2 separate regions of the Homo sapiens genome follow, and region 2 is linked to region 1. Evidence: chromatin loops called from intact Hi-C (ENCODE). Cell type or tissue: ascending aorta. All regions are shown on one strand. Each heading gives the region's core, and the rest is flanking DNA. Links, peaks and the distances in the headings are about the cores only.

The links. A loop is a pair of places that touch in the nucleus more often than their neighbours do. Peaks named below come from ENCODE experiments on the same cell type or tissue, not always from the same donor. Only the 100,000 strongest peaks of a DNase experiment are listed, where the experiment ranks them.
Region 2: it touches region 1 in a loop (1.9-fold over the local background); 6 of 110 quality-filtered maps call a loop at or near these places.

The regions. Positions count from the first base shown.
Region 1 is chr10:18,304,493-18,312,354 of GRCh38, reverse strand. The region is part of intron 2 of CACNB2 (calcium voltage-gated channel auxiliary subunit beta 2); the gene reads right to left. Among named protein-coding and RNA genes, the nearest start is that of CACNB2-AS2, 47 kb to the right of the region's middle. In ascending aorta, for the core only: no CTCF peak of the experiment used is centred there; a DNase peak (open chromatin) is centred at 3,634; H3K27ac peaks cover 1,056 bases.
Region 2 is chr10:17,919,815-17,927,676 of GRCh38, reverse strand. No RefSeq gene overlaps it. Among named protein-coding and RNA genes, the nearest start is that of SLC39A12, 28 kb to the left of the region's middle. In ascending aorta, for the core only: no CTCF peak of the experiment used is centred there; a DNase peak (open chromatin) is centred at 3,726; H3K27ac peaks cover 2,011 bases.

The DNA of each region.
Region 1 (7,862 bases), core at 1,880-5,879:
TATGTAAAGGAGCTTGTGCATATTTCACATTTTACATATTTTTAGTGTTTAAGAGAGTTCGGCTCAATAGAAACAGATCAGTCATTTAATTCCAATTTAAAATGTGTGACTGAGTAGTTGGTTTAGATTTGAGATTTTAAGTTGCAAACTTATGAATTTTATATACTTTATTAATCATTTAGAAGGTCTTAAATTTCACCATATTTATCATTTTAATTTGTTTCCTAAGATTTACCTACTTGGGAAATTTCTGTTAGTCAGACAACTTACAGGCTTAAAAAAGATAAGAAGCATCAAATATATAAATGCATTTCAAAAGGTGTGGGATTGAAAGAGGAATAGAGTAGTTTAAAGTAAATACTGACATACCCAGAAGTATAGAAGGGGACTATCATTGGAGAAGAAAAGTCAGCTCTGCCCAGGAGTAAAAGAAATGAAGTGCTCCATCCCCAAGAGTAACACACTTCCTAAGTCAGGTGACTGTAGGGGTCCCTACCAGGCGGTTCCCTGACTACACACCTTATAGGGAAGTCTAAGTGCCATCTACCGTTGACCCTTGAACAACACAGATTTGAACCATGTGGGTCCACTTATGTATGAAGATTTCCTTCATCTTCTGCCACCCAAGACAGCAAGACCAACCCCTCCTCTTCCTTAGCCCACTCAGTGGGAAGACGATGAGGATGAAGAACTTTATGATGATCTACTTCTTCTTCATGAATAGTAAGTATATATTTTTTTACTTATAATTTTTTTAACATCTTTTCTCTAGTTTACTTTTTTGTAAGAATACAGTACATAGTACATACAACACAACACATGTGTTAACTGACTGTTGATGTTCTTGGTAAAGCTTCTGGTCAACAGTAGGCTATTAGTAGTAAGGCTTTGGGGAGTCAAAAGTTGTATATGGATTTCCAACTGTGCAATGGGTCAACGCCCCTAACCGCCACATTGCTCAAGGTTTGTCTATACTCCTACCTATCTACATGGAGCCGCAGCTGCCCTCTCATTTAGAGATGAGAAGACTACTAAGAAAACAAGACTAAAAGATTCCAGAGGAACCCATGCCACCTGCCTATAATGAACCAAAGTAGTCAATCATTCACAAATATGGATGGACAAATAAGTAAAAGCAGATATTTGGAAAATAAAAAGAAAGAAGAGCCTAAAAGGTCCAAAATAAGCAGATAAACCAATTTCAGGGAAACAAAAATACAAGGAACTTAAGCAAACTTAAACAAGCAGAAAATCCAAATTGGTATCTTCAGAGAGAGTCAAGAGATTATTGCATTTATAAAACAAGAACAAAAAGCTATGAAAAAGTACTGATGAGGCAATGAAATGTCCTTGGAAATTAAAATATACTTGCCAGCATAAAAAAATTCAATGGTCAGCATAATTAATAAAATGAATGTATTTGAAGACTAAAGTGGAGGTTTGTAAACCAAAACAGAAAATGAAAGAAAACAGTCCGGGCACAGTGGCTCAGGTCTGTAATACCAGCACTTTGGGAGGACAAGGTGGGTGGATGACTTGAGGTCAGGAGTTCGAGACCACCCTGGCCAATGTGGTGAAACCCCATCTATACTAAAAATACAAAAAAAATTAGCCAGGCATGGTGGCGCATGCCTGTAATCCCAGCTACTAGGGAGGCTGAGGCAGGAGAATTGCTCGAACCCAGTGGGTGGGTTTCTTTTCTTTATAATTTTCTTTTTTTTTTTACTTTTTTTTTTTTTTTTTTTTTTTGAGATGGAGTTTTGCTATTATTGCCCAGGCTGGAGTGCAATGGCATGATCTTGGCTCACCACAAACTCCGCCTCCTGGGTTCAACTGATTCTCCTGCCTCAGCCTCCTGAGTAGCTGGGATTACAGGCATCCACCACCACGCCCAGCTAATTTTGTATTTTTAGTGGAGATGGGGTTTCTCCATGTTGGTCAGGCTGGTCTCGAACTCCCAACCTCAGGTGACCCGCCCACCTCAGCCTCCCAAAGTGTTGGGATTACGGGCGTGAGCCACCACGCCCAGCCTAAAAAATCACTTTTTTAAATTGTATGCTTTCCTTAGTTTATCAACACAGTAAACCTAATTATTACCATCAAAGTAGACTTAATTTTAGAGAGGATAAAAGATGTTAAGAACTACGAAACCCAATCTTAATTGACAAATTTTAGAATTTCAAAGAATGAGTTTTAAAACATTGCTGAAAATACAACAGAAAAATAAACCTGTAGCACGCAAGTTGAAAAAAAAAATCTATTTGAGACCAAATTAAGAAACTGTAACTGAGTATTTACACACAGCTTAGAAACAGCAGCACTGCCATCATTTTTAGTTGGATATATAAATTAAGTCCTCTGATGATATTTCTTCAAATAACTGGTATCAGAAATAACTTTATTCATTTCTAAATGGCAAAATAATGTTAATTTTAAAATTAGTTTTCTATCTCCATTCTAATAATCTTATCAATAGTCTTTTTATTATGTGCAGGTTTGAAAACACACACCTTCCTCATTCTCAGGTGACTGTTTATCCGGACATCTATTCTGAAACAAACAGAAATACACCAGATCAAATAAAACCCACATTTTCTGGGCTGGGCGAGGTGGCTCACACCTGTAATCCCAGCACTTTGGGAGGCTGAGGCGGGTGGATCATAAGGTCAGGAGATTTGAGACCAGCCTGGCCAACATGGTGAAACGCTGTCTCTACTAAAAATACAAAAATTAGCTGGGCATGGTGGCGCGGGACTGTAATCCCAGCTACTTGGGAGGCTGAGTCAGGAGAATCGCTTGAACCCGGGAGGCAGAGGTTGCAGTGAGCCGAGATCGCACCATTGCACTCCAGCCTGGCGACAGAGCGAGGCTCCACTAAACTAAAAAAAGGAAAAAAGAAAAATCCACATTTTCTGAAGAGTCTACCCTGTTGAAGACCTGAACTGCACCATGCAGCCCCGACCCAACCACCTGTGTTCTCATGTGATGTGTACCTCTACTTCCCAGTCAAGCTCCGGCTTCAGTGTAAAAATTCTTGGCAGTCTGGTGCTTATGTAACTGTTGGAGACATTTTTGACTCTATTGGTCTCCCTCTCTGTTTCTGAATTGTCCCCTCTTTCTCCCGTCATAAATACAAGAGTCACTTTTCCTGCTACCTTTAAACATATAAAAAATAAGATAACATATTTAGTCTGAAAATAACCATTCAATATTTTAAAATTTCAGAAACATATCAAATGACAGCTTCACTTTTACTTCATTGTTGACAATATTCATTTTAGTGAAAAAATTGGTAACGACGAGGGGAGAAGGACAGCATCACTTCCGAGGAATAAGTTTTTTTTTTCTATTTTAAGGGCAATTGTGCATTGCTTCCAAACCCAAATGAGAATCAGTGGAAGTTAGTATTCAAATATGACTGCTTTAAAATTGCATTTTTTGCAAGTGCTTCATTTTCTGGCTGACATCAGCAAATACACATCAGTGAGCTGATGACATTTGATACAAAAGGGACAACTTGTTCACCCAAAAAAGTTGTCAAGTCATACCCTTGGCTCATTTTGCCAAGAGCCAAAGGTGTCAGGCATACCGTATGCCTTCTGTAACGTTGCTGGCTCCCATACTTGGCACACTTGGGGTTGTTTTTGGCAGGCTGATGCGTATCCAACCTACAATTCATTCTGACCCCAAGAGCCAGATCTCATGAAAGTGACCTTGTGGGGAAGCTGAGTGGTAACCCAAGAAATCACTGTGAGTGCTTTTACAGCATTGCCATTTTAAAATATACTTGCCATTTTACAATGATCTTTCAAGAAATGTGAAGAATAGAAAATTTTGCTGTAGGACACTACAATGGGAACACAGACACCAGGGTCCCCTGGAGAGCGGAGGGCGGGAGGAGAGTGAGGATTGAAAAATCGCCTAGAGGGCACTATGCTTATTACGTGGATGACGGAAATAATCTGTACATCTAATCCCTGTGATAGCAATCCTTCCCTATACAGCAAACCTGCACATGTACCCCTGAACGTGAACATTTTTAAAAAGAAAATGTTGGTAAAGCTTGGGCGTGGTGGTTCACGCCTATAATCCCAGCAATTTGGGAGGCCAAGGCAGGCGGATCACTTCAGGCCAGGAGTTCGAGACTAGCCTGGCCAACATGGCGAAACCCGGACTCTACCAAAAATACAAAAATTAGCCTGGCATGGTGGCGGGTGCCTGTAATCGTAGCTGCTCAGGAGGCTGAGATAGGAGAATCGCTTGAACCTGGGAGGTGGAGGTTGCAGTGAGCCAAGATCACACCACTGTACTCCAGCCCAGGGTGACGGAGCAAGACTCTACCTCAAAAAAAAAAAAAAAAAAAAAAAAAAAGTTGGCATATATTATTTTAGACTTAAGTTATCCTACCTTTTAATTTCTCTGACTGAAGCAGTGTAATACACACATGCTACTCGCAGAAAAATGAAAGCACCTTCTTCTTTCTTGCCTTCTGCAGGGTAAGCAAATGTTTGAATTAATTATATTTCTTTCATTATCATTGATTTGAACATTTTTATGTTTTTCTATTTTTATTAAGAGATAAGCTCCTTTGTTCCATTGCCAGAACATTTCCTATTTATTTTATTCAGTGACCTCACATCTTTTTAAGTCTGTGGCATCAAATTATATGTTCACTTTCCCATCCTTGGTTCTGTCTTTTAATTCATGCAACAAATATTTATTGGACATGTCTCCTTTATAAGCCATCACTGTGCTGGGAACTTGGTATGAACAAAATAGATAAAATATAGTCTGCCTTCAATTTAGTAGGGAAGTGGGGATTAAAAAACAAACAATTGTTACATATAATAAATGCCATGAAGGAAAAAGCATCGCATTTATATTTATTTATGTGAGACAGAGTCCTGCTCTGTTGCCCAGGTTGGAGTGCAGTGGTGCAATCTCGGCTCGCCACAACCTCCACCTTTCAGGTTCAAGTGATTCTCCTGCCTCAGCCTCCCGAGTAGCTGGGACTACAGGCGTGTGCCACCACGCCTGGCTAATGTTGGTATTTTTAGTAGAGACAGGGTTTCACTAAGTTGACTAGGCTGGTCTCAAACTTCAGGCCTCGTGATCTGCCCGCCATGGCCTCCCAAAGTGCTGGAATTACAAGCGGGAGCCACGTGACCGGCCCTAAAAGAATGGCATTTATTTACCAACTTTTGAGGTATTCCTCTGGTTTTTTAAACACGATTTCACCTAGCTTATTTTTTTTTTCTCCACCATTTTCTCTGCCATAATCAGGATGTGAAATACAAAATCCTGCCTTTACCCTTGGACCTTGTCTTTCCTCTTCTAGAGGAACTTTCACTTCCTAACCAGGAACTGACAGACATCATCCTTACCGCCTCTTGCCTTTAACCCATATTATTTTAACCCAAGGACCTCAAATCTAGACACTTTTCTCAGATCACAACCTTTTATATTTTCACCCTATCTGCTGCTTCTTTTAAAATAAACCTACACTTAGCTTTTCCCATGATCTCTAACCCTCTGCAGTGTCTTCAGTCCATTAACCTCCCGGAATCACCTGCTTTTCTCCCTGGCTGACTTCCCAAGGACTAGAACTTCAACAGCTCAGTCTTTGGCAACAAAGAAGCCCTCACTCCTTAACTATCTTTGGCTCCTAGCTACTAACCCTGAAAAGCATGTTAGACATTTTCTCTGGGGTTACTGCAAATTGCTGGAGAATGTCCATACATAACACTTTATCCAGTTTCACCCTGACCCCACCGTAATGCTTATGATTATTTTACAATAGACTCTTCTTTCTCCTTCTTCTGCCTCTCTCACATTGCCTTCTTCATTTTCCAAGGACCTCATTTCTACTGCAACAAGGCTGATGGGAACCATTATGGAATCTACTCAAAATCTTTTGTCATTAACCACAGGAAACCCTTTACATATTTATCTATGTGTTCCGCTACCCTCTAATTCTTAATTCTTTCAAACCCTAGACCTCTGTATTTGTCCTATCTTCTACTTTCTCCAGAAATTTGTTCTGTGTCTACAAATATACCTACACGTTCCCTCAACTCACTTCTCCTCAAGTGATTGTGGCCATACTTCCTCCTTCTAGAAGGAGGCTATATTTGCTTGTTTCTACTTTCATCACCCACACGCTCCTTATAACTCACTGCATCTGTGCCTGACTTCCACCATCCTCTTGAAACTCCTCTCCCAAGATCACAATTAAATGCCTGCTTGCTGAATTCTGTTTTGGCCCCCTGGCTGTCTCTTCTCTTCCTCCTGAAATGTTCTGCACCCTTACTTATCAAAGTGTGAAGCAGGACCCTGTTTCTTGTCTGACCTCCTTGACAACTTATCACTTTACTTTTCCTTTTTTTAGAGATGGGGTCTCGGTCTGCTGTCCAGGCTGGAGTACAGTGGCACAATCATAGCTCACTGCAGCCTCCAACTCCTGGGCTCAAGCGATCCTCCCACCTCGGCCTCCCAACACTTATCATTTTTATATGCAGCCTCTTAACACGTGAGAATTCCTCAGTTACCCTTCTTCTCCCCCTATACCTGGGGTCACAAATGTCAACCATGAGCATAACCTGGCTTCCAGATGGGTTCTGTTTGACCTACAGAGTGAGGTTGTTAATTTTTACTGAAGCCAACACTTACAAATTAGGAGGTGTTACTTAAAATTGGGACTTCCAGTTTGTCTTGAAAACTAACTCACACCAGCTATGGAATAAGGATAGAAGAAAGTAGAATGTGAAATTGATATAAATGGCTATTACATGGCAAAGTAATAATGAAAGACTGTCTTCTTTCATGACTTAGGAATCAAAAGATACGTTCATTGCAGATTTCGAGGATTTGTGCTGAGATATTATTGAGTTAATTTTCTCTGTATTCTGTTCTCATTTTTGTCATACTTAGCCAAATCTCCACTTCAACAGCCCCAGTTACATGTTTTACCTTATATTATTCTCCAATCTTATTTCAAAAAGGATCTGCTTCAGGGTCCTTCAGTTTACTTTTCCTCTGAATATTGAACTTAACCAATAAAAGCTGCCTTATGAAACAAGTGACATAATAAAACAATAGATAATGTAAGCTTTAAATTCCAAATTCTGTCTCAGCCTCATAGCATTTACTGTCCATGAAGTAGACGACATTTATTTCCTGTAACCCAAAGGCTTTCCTTGTTCTTAATTTTTAAAGTGATGAAGTTCCCACAGGGGAGAATATAAGAAAGGGAATGAGATAAAGGTGGAAACATGGAAGAATTGGAATAAGAAAAATCATTTTCATTCATTCTTCTTTTTACTTCCTTGTATAAGACACAAAAATATATGTTTGGCAGTAATGAGTCCTAAACTTCTATTTCTCAAAGTTGACATTTCAATTTCCATTACATCTTATTCCAAGAATAATGCACACATCTTTCTGCAGAGGAAATAAAAAGTGGGATTGAAATGTACAGCATGACCTGTGAGGAAAGGGACCGCCCCTGTTTTAATTAAGGAAGAGCAGAGAGAGAGATTTCTTCATGCTTATTTAATTATGTTGAAATGTTATCCCACAAACCGTAAGTTTTAAACTCCTAATAGCATCGAGCTAACATTCTTGCAAGATTTACTTATGTTTTGGAAATAGAGCTTTATACAGAATACAGAGAGGATGATCGCCTGTGCAGCGGCAGGCAAAGTCAAGGTTGTGTTCGCTGCCTTTGGTTCCTTGCCTTGGTGTTTCCCTAGCCCACGAAGCCTGGTTGCCAGGCAACCAGGGCAGCTTTGCTGAATATAGATATTAACAGGTTTAGGTTACATTGGGAAAAAAAAATGGAGTGAAAAAGAGCACAGGCTTAT
Region 2 (7,862 bases), core at 1,262-5,261, 380 kb after region 1:
TTTTATCACAATTACAACAAAATGAATGTGTATATGGACTCCAGGCAGCTTGGCTGGGTGGAGGTAAAGGTAGCTACCAGCTTCTTTCCCACTTCCTGCTGGTGAATCTGCCCACTTCCCTAAGTCAGAGTTTGTCTCTCTCACAAGGCCAAATCTCTCTTCCCAAGAGTTGTTTCAATAATAAAAAAAAAAACACTGCAACCACCAGGAAGATGGTTACTTAAACCAGTGTTTCAATCATGGGCTGCCATTGGATGAGCCTGATGTTTTATAAAAATACCATCTCCAGACTTTACCTCCAGAGATTTGCCTTAATTATATTGGGGCAGGGCAGTAGTTTCATGGAATGGGACCCTAAAGGAAGTCTCTTCTTTCTTCCATTTGGGCCCTGGGCTCTCCTCCCCCCATCCCAGGGAGGCCACATTCTAATGATTACAGCCTCTCACCTGTGGGTCCTTACACTTTGCCCCTCCCCTAGCTTCTTTTCTGTACTCAGGTAATACTGAAACCATTCCCTTTAGCTGCTTTTGCTTGGTCTGCCTCCTTCAAACTTCTTGAAACTGCTTTTGGCAAGGTCACGATGACTTTTCTAATGTTACATCTAGTAGACAGCTTTCAACTCCTGTCTTACCTGATACAGGGCAGCCTTTGGCAGACACTCTTTCCTTGGCCTTTGGAAACTCTTGTAGAATCCTCCCTGGCTGCTTCTCCCAGGTTTCCTTGAAGGTTTTTTTCCTGCCTCTCAAACGGTTATGTTAATGCTCTCCTAGATTCTGTCTAAAGCCCTCTTTTTTATTCCAATTCTTTCATTGACTCAGTGGAGTCGACAAATACTATCAAGCACCATCATGCACTGGGCACTGTCAAAGGCTCCAGACGTTTCACTAATTAACCTAACTAGACCTGGCTCTTGCCTTCATGGAATTTACATTATATTGCAGGGGAAAGGAACAGAGCAGAAAAAAAAATGAATTAAAGAATTCTGACCAGTGTTATGATGAAAATAATCAGGCAGCTGAGTTGAACAACAGGGTAGGAGGCCGCCTTAGGAAAAATGACCTGAGAGATGAAAAGGGTTTCCAAGAGTGAAAACAGCATGGGCAAAGGCCCTGGGGTAAGAGCTCAACTGGTTTGAGATGCTGAGGGAGGACCAGTGTGGCCAAAGCATAGAAAGTAGGCATGTGGCAGGCCAGGAGCAGGTGAGACAGGTCCTCTAGAATGTGGTAAGAAGGTTGGGGGCTCTTCTAAATGAAGTTGGAAGATATTGAAAGGTATTAAATTGAAGAGGGATATAGTGTGACTCACATTTTAGGAAGACCACTTGGTGCATTGTGGGGAATGACTGGAGGGTAATGGAAGTGAAAGTAGGGAAATAGAAGTTTGTTGTATTTCAGGCAAGAAATAATGGCGGCTGCACTAGGGAGTGGCCAGGCAGAGACAAACATGGGCAAGTAGAAGTGAAAAGTAGAATTGAACACACTTTGTGATATATATGGAGGGTGAGGGAAAGAGGAAGCAAGAAGGGCTCCAAGTTTTCTAGATTGAGTGGCTGAGTTGCCATTCAATGTTGCCATTCACTAAGTGGAAACCATCAGAGTAGTAACCACATGGGGAAAATATTGTGTTCTATCTGGTTAAATTTCAGATGCCCATGACGCGTTTAAGGAGAACAGTCAAGTAGGCAAGTTAGATGTTCCAAGTAGAATCTAAAGCTAAAGATGTAAATATGAGGTTCATCAGCATGAAAATTACATTTATTCATTTGCACATTTTTTAGGATCTTATTTTTAATTAAATGACTATTTTCAGAAACAAAACCTATTACTCATCATGCATTTCACAGGAGTTCTAACTAGAATGGATTATAAACATCACATTATATCAAAAGAAAGAAAAACGTCAAACTGCCCAAGAATTTCCTTTTTAGATTTCATCAGGTTGAAAAATGACCCAAAAGACCAAGTCCACATTGAGGTTAGGATCACCTACCACCTACACTGATGGCATTATTTCCTGTTTCTGGTCAACTTCATAATTTTAATTTTGAAAAGAGAAGGAAATATTCAGTAATAATGAAATAATTTCATGTCTATTAAATATCTGTCATTTTTCTTAAATTGCAAATAATTCATAAGACAATATTTGGTTTAGACTTACAGACCAAAAAAGGAGAAATGCCCCCAAATCTTTCAGGCACCCTTAATACAGAAGTAGCTGTTTGGCTAAATGTCCTTCCAATGACTCCTTCATAATCTGTCTACATATAGTCACTAATTAAGTGCTCTGATGGTTATAGTCCTACTTGTAGCTTTTAAAGATGACTATGGCAAGGGAATTAAGAGGGTCGCCAAAGGCAAACGTGTTTACCAAGCACCATTCAGAAGCTTTTGTAACAAGGAGCCGGCACTGCCTGATGGAATCTGCACTGCCTTGGGTTTGCTCCTGGCACCTTCAACATCTCTAAGCTCTGCCACGACAGCACTGAGTGGGCCTCCCACCTCAGACTTTTCTGTCATCAACAACCTGAGTAACATCTCAAGTTTCTTATTGAAAGTTTTAAGTTTGGCAGTGTCTATGTGATACTGAACGTGACCTTCAGCTCTTTGATCAGAGCAGGTGGCACATATGCTGTTGACTCAACTCTTCATGTCTTGGTGGTGATCACTGATGTCTTAGGTATGAGTCTATACGGGCGATGGCATTGATCATCCCTGTGGTTATAGTTTTGGTCCCAAAGCTCGAGCAGATGCATTCAGTGCTGCTTTCTGTGCTAACTGCAGAACAGCCTGCCAGGACCTCTAGGGTGATAGTCTTTGCTAATCTATCAAATGTTTGAGGAGTCATGATGTTATAATTGGTTTGTTAAGAATAGAGTACAGTATTTGACCACTTGCTCTCAGCTAGGGCCCAGCAATAGCTTTTGAACTCATAGCTTATGTTATGCCACTATCAGTCTTCTGTTTTGGTTCTTTACGGAATATTCCAACTTGATACTTCAATATTAGATGCAGTTGAAATGGAAGTTCCATTAGTCAAAGAGACAAAATTAGAGCTGAAAAACACATGAATTATAGATGTTGTTGGCTACCCAGGTGTTACACCCACTATAGTCCTTGAAACACATTTTCACTTTGATAGTCTTTTTGTGAGTTCCTACGGGTTGACGGCAGCTATCTAAGGACTTTGGTAGGTGGTTAAGGGGAACTGCTGGAGAATGAATGACTGTGGCTTCTCCAGTGACTGTGGCTCATGGTCCTTGAGCATTTTTTCAGTTTGTGTCTTAACCTATGTGAGATTTATTGGCAGGCACGCCCTCTGAGCTAAACCATTCTTTTCCTTATGAAGGAACACATATTTTGTAAGTAGTTCTTTGATATCCTGAGGCTTGGCACCAGGGACTATGCCTGGCTGAAGATCATCCAAATGAACCCACTGGCTTGGATGCTCTGAGGATCAACTTCAAGAAATGGTTACCTGTTACCGCCTGGCCTCCCTAAGCTTGTTCCGCCTGCTCCTCTCTACCCACATGGAAAACCCAGAGATTTCACTGCCTTTCAAGGAAGAAAACTGGCTTTTAAACAAGAACAAGGAAGAAGCAAAACAAGCACAATGACTATACCCATGTTGAGGGGGAGCTCAGAGGAAAACTATGGCTTCAGAAATACCAGTTGGCTGAGACATCTCAGAAACTGTGCCAGATTCCTGGCTGCTTGGCAGTGGAGTTGAGTCAGCTGCTCAGGCGAAGGTCCCAAACTGGTTCTGCTTCCTTCTTCATGCTCTGCAAGTCTAGCCTGGGCATCTATACTGGCTGAGGGATGGCCGTGCAGATAATAAAAGCAGGAGTCCCAGTACCTGCTTCATGACCAATAAATCACAGGTGCTTGAGACCAGTAGCAGGTGTATCCAGCGAGGCTGCAACTCACACGGGGAGGGGACTCACAGCAGAGGTGCTGTGCACCAGGGCACATAAAATACTGCAACAGCCTCTTCTGACAAAAACATTTCTTACATAATCCATCTCTAGTTACAGCGTACTGACACACGGCAGCAAGGGCCCAGAAGGGAGCCTGGCACGGCCAGATAAAGTCAGGGTTTTTTTTTTTTTTTTTTTTTTTTTAATAAGACTCAAGATCAGTAACACAAAAAGCTCAGAGACTGTAGAAGCTTAGCTCCTCTTTTAGCCTGGAACTTCCTTGAGGGAATCAAACCTTGCCAGATAAACCATCATATTCAGAGAACTGGTTCCAGCAGACGATCAGTCCCACACTTCTTCTCTGCTGGAAACTTTAAATCCACCTCCTGTCCCCACCCATTCAAGAGCCAGGACCTCTGAGTTTTGGAATTAACACTAGGGTCTTACATGGCAGCCAGCAAAACACACTTGGGAAATACATGAAATCCCACTTGATTGCATGCCACTGTGCCTGGTATATGATAGGCACTTAGTTTCCCTATCACTTTTATAGCCAAGTGTTACTCTGACTTTCAGAAAATTGAGGGAGAATAAGAGATGGAACTCTCTTCAAAATATTTATTGCAATTTTCCTCCAAGAACTGGATGTGTTTTCTTCTGCCCTCTAACTTTGAGAGAATAAAGCTGAATTATCTAGTTTTGATGGTCAGGAGTATCAGAAAGTTTCCATTAACTTCCTTTTAGAAGGTGAGCAAACCTTGGCCCAAGGAGACTGGCACTTTATGATGGATATCTCCATGGGTCAAACTGATACTGTTGGGCTAGGCGAGGTTCCCGGTTGCCAGTGGGACCTCAACTCCAGCCAATGTCCAGGCTCTTGACACCATCGTGAGAAGAAATTCAAGGATTCAGAAAATAGTGCAAGTATGGAGATTAACTGCAAAGTATAAAGTACACACTCCAGAAAGGAAGTGCTGTACTTCCATCCGTGTACTCAAGAAAGTCACGCAATGGGGTTTAGGGTTGCTACTTCTATGGGTTTTTTTAACCAAAGGGTGGACTATTCATGAGAATTCCTGGAAGCAAGTGATTTCTCTGAACTATGGTGCCAGCCATTTTTACATCAAATATGGGTATTCTCAGAACTGTCATAGTACTAGTGGGTATGTCATTTGTATGTTAATGAACATATAATGAGGTCCTAGGTGAAACCTAGGTCAAATCCAGTGCCATGCTGAGTGCAGTCTGTCTTAGTCAGCTTGGTTCACACACTGGTTTTTCAGGATCTTAGCCCCTAGCCTCTAGTCACGTGAAACTGCTGCCTGCAATCTTTTTATTCTGTGATCATCATGTATTATTCCTGTCTCAAACCAATTTACTGTTATTACTCATACCCTGGAAAGATGGTTCTTTTCACAAAGACCTAGGGTTCTGCCCAGGGCTCCGTGATATCTGACCTATGGTATCCGATTCTTGGAGTTCATATTCTAAGATTGGATAGGAGAGGCAAAGCTTCACTCACACATACTCATTAATGGTGATTATGAAAGGGATGTGAGGAGTCGTGCACTGGGAGAGAATTAGGGGTTTAGGGAAAACTGCGGGAGTGGATTTTAGTATCTGTGATTCCTGATTAACAAAAGCATGGAGAAGCTGCAGCTTTAGTTAATTCCTATGCTCTTGAGCTACACTGCTTTTACCTCATGGATTAGGTGAGATTTCTAACAAGCAGTTTGGGGGAAATGCAATTTCAATGCAAAAGGATTCCAAAATAGAACGCTCCTCAAAGTCACAGTCTAAGGCCTGTGTGCCTCAGAATCTTTTGGGAAATTGATTGAAATGCAGATTCCAGGGCTCCACCCCAGGTCTACTTAATGAGAATCACAAGCATGGACCCAGAGGAATCTGAGCTTTAGAATAAGCTTCTCATGTGGCTCTTAGGCCCAGCAGTGTTTGAGAACTCCTGCTAGAATCCTCAATCAGGGACAGGCCCAGAGTCTTGAATTTTCTTGCACTTAAAGAAAAAAAAATTAAATCAATGGAAAAAACATGGTAGCTTTGTAAAGCTCCTTAAAACTGAGGCAACTGTGTGTACATGAGCTATAATCACACCCACAAGGAGAAAGCTCCCACAGAGCTAGTTGAACAAGATCAATAACCACTGCCAAAACCTATTCTTGCAGAGCTGTCGTGAATAGTGTTAATATTTTAAAGCACCACAGAAGAGTCGGATCTCCAGCCAACTCAAGGAGCCTTTCCAATGTCACTGTCACTTTTAAAGAAAGTGCCTGTCAGGGGGCATTTCCGAATAAAGAACATTTACAGAACACCAAAGAAATACTAGTACCAAAGTATGTGTTTCTGGTATGTTGTGAGCAGTTTGGGTGGAATTACCAGGGGAAGCAGTCCCCTGATACATTTTTATAACATCTATTGAGGCTTGACCAAGAACAATATTTTAAGGAAGCTTTCTTATTTAGTATTTAAATATACTCCATATTTAAATCCATGCTATTTTCTATTTAATATTTAAATATAATCCATATTATGTAATCCATATATTTAAATATTAACTCAGCAAATTAGTTAAATACTAAGCAAACTTTTAGTTTCTTATTGAAAATTTCTCATTTCAATAAGAAAACTTAGTTTCAATCACCTCTCGAACACCCCACCTGTCAATATTATTGCATTGACCCTTAAGTTTCAACATCTGAGTTTTAGAAGAAACACGTACAAAAACTAAAGGTTTTAAGAAAACTAAAAGTTGTCTCAGTATTTAAATATGAATTTTCTTTAAAAAAAATCACAGAAGCATGAAAAGTTGAAAATTATAATTGAAATTTTTTGGTTATATCCTCTCTTTGGTTAAAAAAAAAAGATTTGGGGTAGCCATTCTACATCAGTGAATTTACCAACTGTTTTCCCATAATTGTGAGAGAGATTTACTATGTTGTACCAAAGAGAGAATACTGAGGATTAATACCTTCAAACCAGTACCAGTTAACTTTATTTCTTCCTATCTCAATCCATTTGTGCTGCAGACACAGGGGTGACTTATAAAGAACAGAGATTCATTTTCCTCACAGTTCTGGAGACTGAGAAGCCCAAGGTCAAGTCACCTGCATAGGGGAAGAACCTTCTTGCTGCATTCTCTAGAGGGGAGAAACGTCACGTCCTCACATAGTAGAAGGCAGAAGCCGGAGAGAGCTGAACGTAGTAGAAGGCGGAAGCGGAAAAGAGCTGAACGCTTTCAGAAGCCTCTGTTACAAGGGCCGGAATTACAGTCAGGAGGGAGGAGCCCTCACACATAACCTAATCACCTCTCAAAAGCCCCACCTGTCAATACTAGCACAATGACCCTTAAGTTTCAACATCTGAGTTTTAGAAAGAACACATTCAAACCATAGCCGTCAGGACCCAGTCCATAGAAGCACCTGGAGTTTCCTTCGGTTTGATCTGTTCTGTTAATTAAGAAAATGCCTGAGTGCCACTCCCAGATTCTGGTTTAATGGGTCTATAACCACTCAGTGTGTTCTCCTTGCCTGTTGCCCAAATAGTGAAGATTTATTAAGACAGGGGAATTGCAATAGAGAAGTTTAATTCATGCAGAGCCAGGTGAATGAGAGACCAGAGTTTTATTACTTAAATCAGTCTCCCAGAAAAGTCAGAGGAAGGAGTTTCTTAAGGATTATTTGATGGGTAGGGGCCAGGGAGTAGGGTGTTCTGATTGGTCAGGTTGAAGATGAAATCACAGGAGATCAAAGGGGGTTCTTCTTGCTGTCTTCTGCTCCTGGGTGGGATCATAGAACTGGCTGAGCCAGATTACCAACCTGGGTGGCACTAGCTGGTGCATCAGAATGCAAGGTCTAAAACAATATCTGGAGTACCAGCCTTAGATTTTATGATAGTGATGTTATCCCTAGGAGCAACTGGGGAGGTTCAGAAT